2 separate regions of the Homo sapiens genome follow, and region 2 is linked to region 1. A link is a contact called in ENCODE Hi-C data. All regions are on one chromosome and are shown on one strand. The core of a region is the stretch at or near the end of the contact, and the rest is flanking DNA. Distances in the headings are between cores, read along the strand shown. Region 1 holds the start of RXYLT1 (ribitol xylosyltransferase 1). Region 2 overlaps C12orf56 (chromosome 12 open reading frame 56).

Evidence for each region. A loop is a pair of places that touch in the nucleus more often than their neighbours do. Pooled maps may share reads with other maps.
Region 2: a loop to region 1 is called in a pooled map, with 6 times the contacts of the local background. The contact joins the enhancer-like site here to the promoter of RXYLT1 in region 1. A Hi-C loop is called at or near these places in 4 of 50 pooled maps.

The regions. Positions count from the first base shown.
Region 1 is chr12:63,776,667-63,784,104 of GRCh38, reverse strand. It overlaps RXYLT1 (ribitol xylosyltransferase 1), which reads right to left and starts at 4,196. Exons shown (of 6, transcript NM_014254.3): 1 at 3,976-4,196; 2 at 2,931-3,086. The coding sequence starts at 4,144. RefSeq lists silencers at 3,828-4,127, 3,856-4,131, 4,148-4,377.
Region 2 is chr12:64,380,459-64,387,896 of GRCh38, reverse strand. The region is part of intron 1 of C12orf56 (chromosome 12 open reading frame 56); the gene reads left to right. Among named protein-coding and RNA genes, the nearest start is that of C12orf56, 6.6 kb to the left of the region's middle. Within about 2 kb of position 2,701, at least 2 of the 41 ENCODE cell types and tissues checked have a DNase peak (open chromatin) inside an H3K27ac peak, as active enhancers do.

The DNA of each region.
Region 1 (7,438 bases), core at 2,947-5,446:
ACACTTTAAAAATATGATTAAGTTAAGGATGCTGAGGTGAAGAGATTATTATAGATTATCTAGGTGGGCCCTATGTAATCTCAAGAGTCCTCACACAAGGGAGGCAGGAGTGTCAGAGTGAGGCAAGGGATATATAAAGATAGAAGCAGAGGTCAGAGTGATGTGGGGCCATAAATGAAGGAATACGGGTAGCCGCTAGAAACTCTAAACGGTAAGGAAACAGGTTCTCCTCTAGAGCCTCAAAAAGTAACACAGACCCCACACATTTTAGAGTTCTGCCTTCAGAAAGGTAGGATACTGCATTTGTGGTAATTTGTTATGGCTGCAATAGGATGCTATGGATTATACAGTTAAGATTATGGTACCTGGAAATGAGGTGCTACTGTAACAAATACTTAAAAATGTGGAAGTGTCTCTGAAATTGGGTAATGGGGAAAGGCTGAGAGAACTGTGAGGACATGATTTTAAAAAGCCTAGATTAGATTGCCTTGAATAACCTGCAGATAGAAATATGGATGTTAATGACTCAGCTAGTGAAGACTCAAGAAAGTGAGGTAGAGTAGAGAAAACCTGTATTGTCTTAGAGGATATCTAAATGATCACAAGCAGATTGTTGGTAAGAATATGCAATGTTTTTTTTTTTTGAGACAGAGTCTCGCTCTGTCGCCCAGGCTGGAGTAAGGTGGCATGATCTCGGCTCACTGCAACCTCCACCTCCCGGGTTCAAGCAATTCTCCTGCCTCAGCCTCCTGAGTAGCTGGGATTACAGGCACGTGCCACAATGTCTGGCTAATTTTTGTATTTTTGGTACAGACGGGGTTTCACCATGATGGCCAGGCTGGTCTTGAACTCCTGGCCTCAAGTGATCCACCGGCCTCAGCCTCCCAAAGTGCTGGGATTACGGGCGTGAGACGCCATGCCTAGAATATGCGTATTAAAGAAATTGCTGGTGAGGGCTCAGAAGAAAATCAGGAATGTGTTATTAGAAACTGGAAGGATGAGGATCCTTGTTATATAACAGTAAAAAGCTTAGTTGGATTGTATCCTGCAGTTACATGGAAAGCAGAACTTGTGATAAACTTTAATAATTAGCTGGAGGGTTCCAAGCAAAGTGAAAGGTGTGGACTGGTTTCTTGGTGATTAGTGAAATATAAGAAAAAAGAGATAGAAGGAAAAACTGTTAAGCAAAAGGGAACCAGAATTTGATGATTTGGGAAATTCTCGGACCATTAAGATTGCAAAAGATGTGAAAAATTAGATTTGCTGCCTGAAAAGGGTGTTCCAGAAACAAGACCAAGGATGTGGCTGCACAACCTTTTGCTAGTGCCTCAGAAGGATCAGAAGATCTGAATATTCATTCACACAAAGGGCTCTTTGAAGAGATTATACATGTGACTTACAGGTCTCCTCAGCCATCTCAGCAGAAGCCAGAAATGGAGATGGGATTACTCAGAAAAGATCTGCAGAGGAGCTTCCCATCTAATGGAGTGAATCCTGTGACATACACAGAGGGCCCACAAGGTTCTTCAGAATGTTTTATGAGCAGAAACGCTGCCAGCTTGGACTAAAAAAGACAGCAAGAGGTCACAATGAAAGAAGGCTGATGGGCTCTGAAAATTTTACCAGCTGTCAACAGGCTGATAAAATTACGAAGCTGCAAACTTGTGCTACTTTTTATGAAAAAGGAAAAGATGACTTCAAGAGTGTGGCTGAGATGCCAGAGGGCAAAGCTGTACAACCTATAGATTATTCCTAGGCCTGCAATATCATCTAATGGAGCTGGCCATTTAGATGAAATTTAGATTTCAAAATTGCTTGGACCAGTGACACTTTTTTACTTCAATTTTTCTCCCCTTTTGAATGGGAATTTCTATAACGGTATTTTATAACTGTGTCTAGAGAATAGGCTGATCAAAGTAGCATTTTTCCTGCTAGCAGAGGTGTTAAAAAAAAAAGGTAGCATTTGATGAAATTCACTTGGCCACTTTGCACTTATCAGATTGAAAAGAGAGAAGTCTGGAAATGAAAATCTGAGATTTAAAAGAAGAAATCAATATTAGAGACTTTATTTAAAAAATAATGGCTAGAACTTGATGATTGAAGGCCTGGTTTCAGGTACTTGAAATTTAGAGGTTGGTAGTAATCTTCTAGGATATATACTTGTATGTAAGTATGAACGAATTTATGAAATACCATGAGCAGAGCACTATGCTCTGTACATTTTCCTCTCATCTGGTACTTTCTATCCATATGCCTTATTGTACATAAACCCAACTCATGTTCAAAGGCCACATAAAGCGCTTTCTAAGTCACTAAATTCTTTGTGACTCTTTAAACCCTCAGGGCCCCATTCTCTAATTGAGCATAATATATATCTTAGAACACTACACTCTCATGATATTCACAGCAAAAATGCTTCTGTGGTCAATCAAGTTTAATCAACTACATACTATAATATATTCCTTCGCTGATACAATGAACATTGTCATATTAAAGGCTCTTGAGAAAGGCCTGCAATGAAGAACCTTGTTTAACTTTGTACTCTTCAGTGTTTCCCAAATGTGTTTGGCCATCAAGGGCAGGGGCCACATCTTATACTTGTGTATCAAGTGTCCAAAAAATACACAGATTCATGAAAATTCAGTTGACATATGCATTGCAATCTAATGACACTATACAGCCTACTCAATGTATCAATAAATGAAGCTGTGCTCTGCTAAAGACCAACAGTGGAATATGTATGTGTGTACATTTACAAACAGATGTTGTCTAATTGGAAGGAGAAAGGAATTATTGACAAAAAGCGAAAAAATATATCATGATGCCTTAATTAACAAATTATGAAATAAATTATATTAAAATGAATTTCATATCAATAAAATACATTTTATAATGCTTTTTACATGTCTTCCTTCTACGTATTAACTTACCAATGGCAGCTTTGCCCCAGATTTGTACACTGAGATCTGTTTTTCCTTTCGTGGATTTATCTAATATTTGAAGGCTAGTTTTAAATCTGTGTTGTTGCTCATTTTTTTCATCTCCTTCCCAAGGATTCCATTCTTCACTTTCCAAAGTGGACTGTTCTGTTTTAAAAAGAGTAAGTGTTTACCAGTAAGGTATTATTGCAGTTGTAGGTAAATTCAAATCATTTAAATTAAGTGTTAGTTCTAATTTCATCCTAACTTTAATTTCTGAGAGGTACAGCAACTGAATTTAAACTGGTAATACACAATGAAAACAAAAAAGAAAATCAGCAATTTTTTTACTGAACTTTTTTTACTCTGAAAAGTCTTAGAAATAAAATGCTACCTTGAGACAGGAAAATTCTCTTCCCCAACACAAAACCTTTAAAAATAACAGGATAATATGTATCAAGTTACAAGCTTAACTTTTGCAATTATTTTTATCCATTGTATACAGGTAACCTATGCACAAAAAACTGACTTCAGAGTGTAGTGTTCACCAGTCTTAGATACTATCGTGCAAAATTCTGAATAAAGGGAAAGAGAAAGCCGAGTCTGATCTTAACACAAGTTAAAACACAGGACAGGGGACCAGAATTTGGAGGTAAAGTCTGCCTTATGGTCACTGCAGGATTAGAGAGGGCTTTGTTTCAACATGGAAACGGATGTCTTAAACCTTGCGGCGATTTTGAGGCCTTCCAGGAGCATTCCCGCAAATCTCTGGCATTTGAGACGACGTCTTGGATTTTAACACGTGTTTGAAAGGCGTGCGCGCCTGTCACCCCCTGGGATCGGGAGCGGGGACGGCGTGTGAGATCTGGGTAAGAATGAGGACCATTCTCCAATTCCGAGCCAAGGGCTGGCTCGAGAGGCTGTAGGGGGCAAAGCGCTTCTCAGGCCCTGCGGGTAATCCCGGACTTGAGAGCCGGGTGCGGGGACCCGGCCCCAGCCGCCCAGCAGCCCCAGCCAGGAGCGCAGAGCCGGAAGGAAGCCGCCGACCCAGTCCTACCTCGGCCGCGTCTCTCCCGCGCGGGGGCCGCCCCCTTCCTGAGGCCCCGCGGGGACCCGGCCGGCGCCTGGCGGCGGCGCCCGAAGAAGACGTGGTAGGCAGCGTAGAGGGAGAATAGGCAGTACAGGGCGATAAGAAACGAGCAGAGCCGCTTCCGCGTCAGCCGCATCCCACTCGGGCTTCCAGTCAGGCATCCACCGCCATGGAGCGGGCGGAAAGAGAATCCGCGACACCGGCGGCGTCCGAGGCAGGCCCAGCCCGTTTCCAGGCAGTCCCCAGCCAAGGCTCCTCCGCCCAGCGCCCGGTACAGCCCCGCCCCGGACACGCCCACCGCCCGCCTCCCGCCCAGGCCCCGCCCCCTCCAGTCGCGGCTCATCCACCCGGCCGAGGGCCTGCCCACCTTCGACACTGGAGGAGGGGGTACTGGAGCGGCCCCTACCCCACGCTGCTTCCAGACGCCGGGCTGAGTGGGAACCTCTCTGACCTCTGCCGTGTACTCATTGCACCTTTCAACCCTGGCCACTTTTCCCAAGTACATAAAGACTCGGGGGAAAAAGAACACCCGCGGTGGTCCATGAAGGCCATGTGAAGGCATGGACTGTGACGTTTTTTGCTCTGCATGGAATCCCTAGCGCCTAGGACAGTGCCTACTACGTTGATAGATGAGTGAATATAAACGTCCTTTAAAAAAATTAAGTGATGATGGTCGCTTAACATTGTGAATGTAATTAATACCACTCACTTGTATGCATAGAAATAGTTAAACTGTCGAATTCATGTTTTATATACCTTACTGCAATAAAAACATTTTTAAAGTTAAGTTTCATTATTATGTGAGTTGAACGCACATAGGCATGCAGTATTTTGTCAAATAGAGGCTGTAAATGTGAATGCTTCAGAAAACTTTGTATCCAGCCTTGGGAAGATGGGCTACAATGTTTTGTCAGTTGCTCTGGTACTACTGTTCAAATTACCCAGCAGTCTTGCGACGGTATGTCTGCTAATTAGGGTGACCAATGGTCCCAGTTTGCCCAGGACTGTAAGGATTCTCCAGTTGGAGGATTTTTAGTGCTAAAATTGAGAAAGTCCTAGGAAATCAGTAAAATTGGTCACTCTAGCACCGACCCTAAACTATTAGGTCAAACACTTTACCCAATCCCCCAAACAGTTCCCTGCCTCAAAAGACCTGTTTTAAACCATTTTTGCTCAGACTCCCCAAATCCTATAAATATCACCCCCAACCTTCTCCTTCTGAGACTGCCAAGCTTCTGTCAAAGTGTGGCCTCCCTTACTGTAGTAGATTTAATAAATTTAGCTTTCCTTGATTAACAGGCTATTCTGGTGTCTTAGGGAGATGGCAGTTGTTTTATGTATGCTGTATTGTTGTTTATCCTATTTTGTTTGTTTGTGGAAATGACAATTATTTAAGGATAGGAAGTAATTACCTTATAATTACCACAAAACACCCACTGTATCAATGTACATTCAGATGCTACTGACTAATGGTTTTACTATTGAGAAATGCATACAAGGTAAAACTAATATGCAGTTGATGTCATCTTGAATAGGGGAGAGGGCCATGAAAATGAAGGAGTTGTTTTACCTCAAACTGCAAATGACTGCATAATTTGATGATAAGCTTTTAAAAATGTATTTAGGTTACAAAGGAATCTTCTAATTGATCTAAGTCTGGCAGAGTTCATTTTCCTTTCTCTTGGTGTTTAATGGTTGAGCTACAGCTGGGAGCTACTTTCTGTATATGCTCTCATCTCTTCAGGTGGATGGAAAGAGAGGGAAAGAGATGTGGTGGGGAATGCAGCAGTGTGGAGGGGGAGACAAGGTTAAATATCCTCTGGGGGTTGAAGCTCCGCATATAGGGAACCAGACCTGAGAAGGAAAGATGTGGGAGGAAGAATAGAAATAAAGGAATATGAGATGAATTAAACTAAAGCAGGGCTAAAATCTTTACTTGGTGAAATTTTCTACTCTGTCTGCAAAGGGAAGAACTATTAATCAACAAGATATTGAGAAAATAGCCCTAATGTCCTAATGCCTTCTTCTAGTTGACTGTGAAATAGTACACGCTTATTCTTAGAAGTCCCCAGTACAAATTTCTTGTGATACCTGGTCAAAATTCTCTTCTTAGTTTATCAAGTTTCCAGTAATACTCAAGAAGTGTGTTAACTACTTTGAGAGATTTTTCACAGCTTGGCCAAGCTTCTGTGTCAAACCCTTTGCAAGATACTTCTAGCAGGGCTTGGCCATGTAAGTTATAAACTATAGCTATTTCAAATTTGTAAGAATCAGTCCTAAGAAGATACATTTTTCTTTTTCATGTGAGTACAATGCTCACAAAAATAAGTAATAAAACTCTACAGAAATATATTGGCATTGGGAAATAGTAAGCAAATTATAACGCCTTCTTTAAACAATCAATCAAACAACATACTAATAACCAACCAAACAGAAACTAGGATGAAGGTTAAAGACAGAACAACTCTGAGGTGAAATTGAAGCAGATGAGCAGAAACAGATTCTGTGCAAACATCACTTCCTCTGTAAATCTTTCCCTCTCCTATTTCCCCTTCCCCACACCCTCTAAACCCTATGCACAGTTTCATCATTGGTGTAACATTTCATCACCAATTTTGTTTATGTATTCCATATGATCCACCAGCCTTAACTAGTGTGATAGTTGTCTATGGACTCTGTTCTACTAAAAGCCCTTATGAGTGGGTGCCACCATGGTGATAGTCTCAGAGAGTGATTCAAGACAGCTTGAACCCATGTGACTCCATCTCTCATTTACCACTGACTTCATTTGCATATGCTGTTTTTCTAATGATATTATTATCATCAACTTGGGGTAGGAGGCTACTGAAAGGCCCCAGGAGTGATATAAATGCATTTCAACCTCTTAAAAATTAAAAAAAAATTTTGTGAGTACATCGTAGGTGTATATATTTATGGGTTACATGAGATTATTTTGATATAGGCATGCAATGTGTAATAATCCCATCAGAGTAAATAGAGCATACATCCACTGAAGCATTCATCCTTCGTGTTACAAACAATGCAATTATACTCTTTTAGTTATTTTAAAATGTACAATTAAATTATTTTTGACTATAGTCACCCTGTTGTGCTAGCAAAGACTAGGTCTTATTCATTCTTTCTTACTGTTTTTTGTCTGCATTAACCATCCCCACTCTCCTCCCCCACCTGCCCCCACTACTCTTCACAGCTTTTAGTAGCCATCCTTCTACTTTCTATCTCCATGAGTTCAATTGTTTTATTTATTTATTTTTTAAAGTAGAGACAGGCTCTCATTATGTTGCCCAGGTGGGTCTTGAGATCCTGGGCTCAACTGATCAGCTTGCCTTGGCCTTTCAAAGTGCTGGGATTACAGGCGTGAGCCACTGTGCCTGGTCTCAATTGCTTTAATTTGCAGCTCCCACAAATA
Region 2 (7,438 bases), core at 1,452-3,951, 610 kb before region 1:
TTGTTACTCTCCTCCAAAAGAGACATTTATTTATGTCAATAGTGTTATATATCTCTTGTTTTTTTGTTTTGTTTTGTTTTGTTTGGAGACAGGGCCTTGCTCTGTTGCCCAGGCTGGAGTGCAGTGGCCCGATCTCAGTTCACTGCAACCTCTGCCTCCCTGGCTCAAGTGATTCTCCCACCTCACCCTTCTGAGTAGCTGGGACTACAGGCACGTGCCACCATGCCTGGCTAGTTTTCGTATTTTTTGTAGAGACAGGGTTTTGCCATGTTGCCCAGGCTGCTGGGCTTAAACGATCCACCCACCTTGGCCTCCCAAAGTGTTGGCATTACATTACAAGCATGAGCCACTGTGCCTGGCTTGTTTTTTTGTTTTGTTTTTTTTTACCTGTGAGAATCTAAAAAGTACTGTAAAGCTCCTTTGGCCCTGAGCCAAGAATCCTACAAAAAAGGATACCAATTTATTTATTCATGCTTTCTGGACAAGGTTTACCTTTCAGGCATAAAGAATGTGTAATGGCTATAAATGTACTGAACAAATCTAAGTTTTCAACATTGTTGGTAGCTTGAATGTCCATCTTGCACAATATAGTTCAACTTTGGAAGTTGCGATAGGCAGAATAATTAAGCCCCAAAGATAAGCACACGCTAAATCCCTGGAACCTGTGAATATGTTACATGGAAAAGGAGAATTAAGGTTGCAGATGGAATTAAAGTTGCTAATCATTTGTCCTTGAAATAGGGAAATTAATCTGGAGTATCTGGGTGGGCTCAATGTGAACACATCTTTTTTTTTTTTTTTTTTTTTTTTTTTTTTTTTGAGATAGAGTCTCGCTCTGTTACCCAGGCTGGAGTGCAGTGGTGCAATCTTGGCTTGCTGAACCTCTGCCTCCTGGGTTCAAGCAATTCTCCCACCTCAGCCTCCTAAGTAGCTGGGACTACAGGCACGCACCACCATGCCCGGCTAATTTTTGTAGTTTTAGTAGAGACAGGGTGTCGCCATGTTGGTCAGGCTGGTCTCAAACTCCTGACCACCTGGCCTCTTACACTTTTAAAGATGTGTTTATGGCTGGGCGCAGTGGGTCACACCTGTAATCCCAGCACTTTGAGAGGCCCAGGCGGGCAGATCACCTGAGGTCAGGAGTTTGAGATCAGCCTGGCCAACGTGGTGAAGACCCATCTCTACTAAAAATATAAAAATTGGCCAGGTACGGTGGCTCACTCCTGTAATCCCAGCACTTTGGGAAGCCGAGATGGGCGGATCACCTGAGGTTGGGAGTTTGAGACCAGCCTGACCAACATGGAGACACCCCGTCTCTACTAAAAATACAAAATCAGCCAAGCGTGGTGGCACATGCCTATAACGCCAGCTACTTGGGAGGCTGAGGCAGGAGAATAGCTTGAACCCGGGAGGCGGAGGTTGCGGTGAGCCAAGATTGCGCCATTGCACTCCAGCCTGTGCAACAAGAGTGGAACTCCGTCTCAAAAAAAAAAAAAAATATATATATATATAAAAATTAGCCAGCAGTGGTAGCACACACCTGTAAGCCCAGCTACTCAGGAGGCTGAGGTGGGAGAATCGCTTGAACCCGGGAGGCGGAAGTTGCAGTGAGCCAAGATTGCGCCATTGCACTCCAGCCTGGGCAACAGAGTGAGACTCTGTCTCAAAAAAATAAAAATTAAAAATTACAAAAAAGGTGGAAGAGAGGGGCAGAAGAAGAGTCGGTGGCCAACTGATGCAGCATGAGAAAGACTCGACTAGTCATTGCTAGTTTTGAAGGTGGAAGAAGGCCTTAGCCAAGGAATGTAGGGGGCCTGGAGAAGCTAGAAAAGGCAAGGAAATGGATTTTCCCCTAAAGCTTCCAGAAGGTCCTGCCAACACATTAATTTAATTTATTTATAGAGATGGGGTCTTGCCATGTTTCCCAGGCTGGTCTCAAACTCCTGTCCTCAAATGATCCTCCCACCTCGGGAGGATTCTAAAGTTGTAACTGCCCAATGGATTCACCTTGCCTGCTGCCTAGACAGAGCCAGTTTATCAAGACAGGGGAATCACAATAGAGAAAGAGTAATTTATGCAGAGCAGGCTGTGCAGGAGACTGGAGTTTTATTATTACTCAGATCAGGCTCCCCGAGCATTCAGGGATCAGAGTTTTTAAGGACAACTTGTAGGTGGGGGGAAGCCAGGGAGTCAGGAGTGGTGACTGGTTAGGCAGGAGATGAAATCATAGGGTATGGAAGCTGTCCTCTTGTACTGAGTCAGTTCCTGGGTGGGGGCCACAAGATCAGATGAGCCAGTTAATCGATCTGGGTGGTGCCAGCTGATTCATCAGGTTCAGGATCTGCAAAATATCTCAAGCACTGATCTTAGGAACAAATAAAGTCCTTTATGCCTCTGAGCCCCAGCTCTCCTTGTTCCATGTTAGGCCAGATTAACTCTAGTTCCTGACATATGTCACATTTATCTCAGGGGAAAAAAAGCCCTTACAAATAATACAGATAAAATTCTATTCCCTTCACAAAGGAAAAAAAATTAAAGGTAACAGCAACAAAATTTAGACAGTTAGACCAGAGTCTACACATGTTTGTTTTGAAGAAGGGTACAAGTGAGATTTCCCTTCCAGCAAAAATGAGCTTAAAGTGCACTTCACGATCTCAGTATGTGTTTGATGTGGTTCATTTTCTCAAAGAAAGGGTTTCCAAGTTACTTGGGCGGATATTTTATAAAAGGCTGACATTTCCTTAAAAGTTACTTTTGAAAGAGTTCTCTAGAGTTCTGCTCTTGGGTGCATCAAAATACCACTTAAGCCCTTCTAAGGTTAGACACTTTTTTTTTTTTTTTTTGAGCAGGAGTCTCGCTCTGTTGCCCAGGCTGGAGTGCGGTGGCAAGACCTGGGCTCACTGCAACTTCCACCTCCTGAGTTCAAGTGATTCTCTTGCCTCAGCCTCTCGGGTAGCTGGGATTACAGGCTCGCACCACCACACCCGGTTAATTTTTGTGTTTTTAGTAGAGACGGGGTTTCACCATGTTGGCCAGGCCAGTCTCGAAATCCTAACCTGAGGCGATCTGCCCACCTCGGCCTCCCAAAGTGCTGGGATTACAGGCATGAGCCACCGTGCCCAGCTGGTTACATTTTTAAGTGTGAGAACAAATACGCAGAGCAGTCTATGAATTTCCTACAGATCACTGTCCTTCAAATCCATCTCATCACCTACGGGAAAGAAAATCTGTCAACTCCAGCAGCCCTTGCCTCTCTTTCTCCTAGTCCTTTCACCCCTTTTGTGAATATCTGCTCTCTAGGTATCCTGGGCTCCATGAGGCCTCTTGAACTAGAACAAATGCACCTTTTACAGCCTGGCCTGCTTGCTTGCCATGAACAGTTTGTCCTCCTTCAAGGTGGTTGAAATAATCACATTTTTAATCACTAGTTTTATCCTTGGTGACATTATTGAACACCTACTACTTGCTATGCAGTCTAAAAAAGAATAATACATTCCTTTTCTAAAGGAGACAGTCACTGGAACATAATAGTTCAAAACAGTAGAATTTCCAATAGAGGTATTCCTAGGATGCTATGATACCACAAAATACTGTCTTCTGATTTTGCATGGAAAGAGGAAGGGGAGGTAAACAGAATAGATTAAGGAGGTGGAATAGCGTAAGTACCTAAGATCACAGGCTTTGAAGTCAGATTGCTTGTCTTCAAATCCGAGTCCTGCCACAACCTTAAAAAAAACTGCTTAGCTTCTCTCTGCCTCAGTTCCTTCATCTATGAAATGGAGAAAATAATAAGAACTACCTCTTAAGGTTGTTATGAAGATCAGTTGAGATCATTCATGTGATACATTTAGCACAGTGAATAGGTCAGAACAAGCAATCAATGCTAGTTGTTATTACTTTGCAGAAATATGAAGGACTCTTGAAGGATGAATGCTATTTTTCCAGGCATGCATTGTGAACCTATGTCTATTACAGCAGTTAGCTCACAGCCTTATACTTAGCTGGATTCATTTTTGTCTCCACACAATATCTTAGTCATCTTTGTAAACCAGGCCTGGCAAATATCAGTTCAATGTGTACTGGTTGAATGGGTAAACGTATAACAAAGGACAAAGCTCATATTTGGTTGATTTATAGTTGTGGACTTCTTTTTTTAATCATTTTTTTTTTACATTGTATCAGCACATTTACCTATATTATGAAGGGGGGAAGGGAAATATTGGGCCCAGCGTGGTGGCTCATGCCTGTAATCCCAGCACTTGGGGAGGCTGAGGTGGGCGGATCATGAGGTCAGGAGTTTAAGACCAGCCTGGCCAACATGGTGAAACCCCGTTTCTATGACAAATACAAAAATTAGCTGGATGTGGTGGCACGCGTCTGTAGTCCCAGCTACTCGGAGGGCTGAGACAGGAGAATTGCTTGAACCCGGGAGGTGGAGGTTGCAGTGAGCCAAGATCGCGCCACTGCACTCCAGCCTGGGCAACAAACAAGACTCTGTCTCAAAAAAAAATTGGTTCTCTCATTTGTAATCAGGAAAATCCAATTAAACAAAAGAGGTACTATTTGGTTTTTCTTGGTTTTTTTTTTTTTGAGACTTTGTTGCCCAGGCTGGATTGCACTGGTGACACCTCTGCTCACTGCAACCTAGACCTCCCAGGCTCAAGTGATCCTCCCACCTCAGCCTCCTTAGTAGCTGGGATTACAGGCACACTCCACCATGCTCGGCTATTTTTTGTAATTTTTGTAGAGACAGAGTTTTGCTATGTTTCCCAGGCTGGTCTCAAACTCCTGGACTCCAGTGATCTGCCTGCCTCAGCCTCCCAAAGTGCTGGGATTACAGGTGTGAGCCACTGCGCCCGGCCAGAGATCAAAGTTTCAAAGTTTAACTATAAACTAGGCTCCTCCCAAAATTAGTTTCATGGATGCCCAGGAATGAACAAGGATTGCTTGGAAGTTAGAAGCCAGATGGAGTTGGTTAGGTCGGATCTCTTTCACTCTTTCAGTTATAATTTTTTTTTTTTTTTTTGAAACGGAGTCTCACTCTGTCACCCAGGCTGGAGTGCAGTGGCACGGTCTTGGCTAACTGCACTCCGCCTCCCGGGTTCACACCATTCGCCTGCCCCAGCCTCCTGAGTAGCTAGGACTACAGGCACCCGCCACCATGCCCAGCTAATTTTTGTATTTTTAGTAGAGATGGGGTTTCACCATGTTAGCCAGGATGGTTTCGATCTCCTGACCTTGTGATCCACCCACCTCGGCCTCCTGAAGTGCTGGGATTACAGGTGTGAGCCACCGTGCCCAGCCATCAGTTATAATTTTATAAGGGCAGTTTTACTTATAGAGTTGTTGGCTTAAACTGATTAATAAATTAAATATACTTAAAAGAGTGCTTAGAACATGGTAAGAACTATATATGCATTAGTTATTATTAATAACCTTTATTCACATATATTAAGTCTATTAAGGCACACTATGAATCTGTAAGATTGATATCGTCCCTTTTTCAAATTAGGTCACCTGGCTTTAGGAAATTTAGCAAATTTGGAAAGAAAATAATTGTTTTTTTGAGTACTGATTATGTATTAGGTGTTTTAAAATGTCATCTCATTTATTCTTTTTTTTTTTTTTTTTTTTGAGACAAGAGTCTCGTTCTGTGGCCCAGGCTGGAGTGCAGTGGTGCAATCTCGGCTCACTATAAACTCCGCCTCCTGGTTCAAGCGATTCTTGTGCCTCAGCCTCCCAAGTAGCTGAGGTTACAGGGGCACACCACCATGCCTGGCTAATTTTTGTATTTTTTAGTAGAGATGGGGTTTCACCATGTTGGCCAGGCTGGTCTTGAACTCCTGACCTCAGGTGATCCACCCACCTTGACCTCCCAAAGTGCTGGGATTACAGGCGTGAGCCACCGCGCCCTGCTGAGTTTATTCTTCCTAAAAATTCTGCCTGGTAGGTATATCAAGTTCAATGTGTTCAAAAACACAATTGCTCATTTCCACCCCCAAATCCATTCCTCCTTGGTTTTCCCTATTTTACCAAATGACGTCATCTTCCATCATCCTTGATTCAGTCTTTAACTTGCCAGATCCAACTCGTCAGTTGGTTCTTTTGACTTGTTTTCCAAAATATATTCATGAACTTTCTGACCCTATTTTCTGTTGCCCCCTGTCCAGTTTCTTAACTAGACTTTTGAAATTGCCTCCAAACTCATTCCTTCCCATATAGCAGTTGGTGGAACTACCATTGCAAAATTATAACTGAGACAGTGAAAGAGATCTGACCTAACCGACTCCATTTTGCTTCTAACCTCCAAGCTATCCTAGTTCATTTCTGGGCATAGGCTGAACTAACTTTTGGAGGAACTTAGTTTATAGTTTATAGTTTAAAACAAAGATAATAACAGCCCTTTCCCAAAACAAACATGCTTCTTGCCTAAGAACTAGACTGCCATTGTAGGACTAACAAATTAGCCACAAGATTAGAAATTATGGTTTAGGAGACATGCAGCTGGAGGCTACAAGATTCTGACTCTCCTCAAATTGCTCCAGGAGATAACATCACTACTGTAAAATCTAAGATCAGTGCTTGAGATATTTTGCAGACTCTGCACTTGATGAATTGGCTGGCACCACGCAGACAGGATAAACTGAGTTGTCTGATCTTATTGCCCCCACCCAGGAACTGACTCAGGGTAAAAGAACAGCTTTGGCTCCCTATGATTTCATCTCTGACCCAACCAATCAACACTCCTGACTCACTGCCCCCACCCAAAATTATCCTTAAAAACTCTAATCCCCGAATTCTCAGGGAGACTATTTTGAGTAATAATAAAACTCTAGTCTCCCATACAGCTGGCCCTGCATGAATTACTCTTTCTCTATTGCAATTCCCCTGTCTTGATAAATTGGCCTTGTCTAGGCAGCAGGCAACATGAACCTGTTGGGTGGTTACATTGTGGTTATCTTTGAAACATATATCATAAATTAAATTATAACATGCTTCTGATTCAAAATCTCCATGAGCCTCCAAACTCCTTATTGCTTACAAAAGCCTGCATGATTTAACCCTGCTGTCTCTTTGACTCATCTCCTACCACTCTTCCCCACGTTCTTTATGCCCTTCTATACCTCAGGACCTTTGTACTTGCCTTTCTACCTAGAACACTCGAGATCCTTAGGGGTTGGTTCTTTTGTGTAAGTCATATTTCAGCCCAAACTCAGCATCACTTCCACGAGGATGCCTCTCTGACCACTCAAACTAAAAGTACCATTCCCCCATCACACTTACCCATCTGTTTGTTTCAAAGTAGTTATCACTATTTGCATTTTATAAGATTAACTTGTTTAACAATTTGCTGTTCTCTATCTCCCATGGTAAATGTAAGCTGCTACATGGGAGTAGGACCTTGCCTCTCTTGTTCATCTCTGTGTCACTGTGCCTC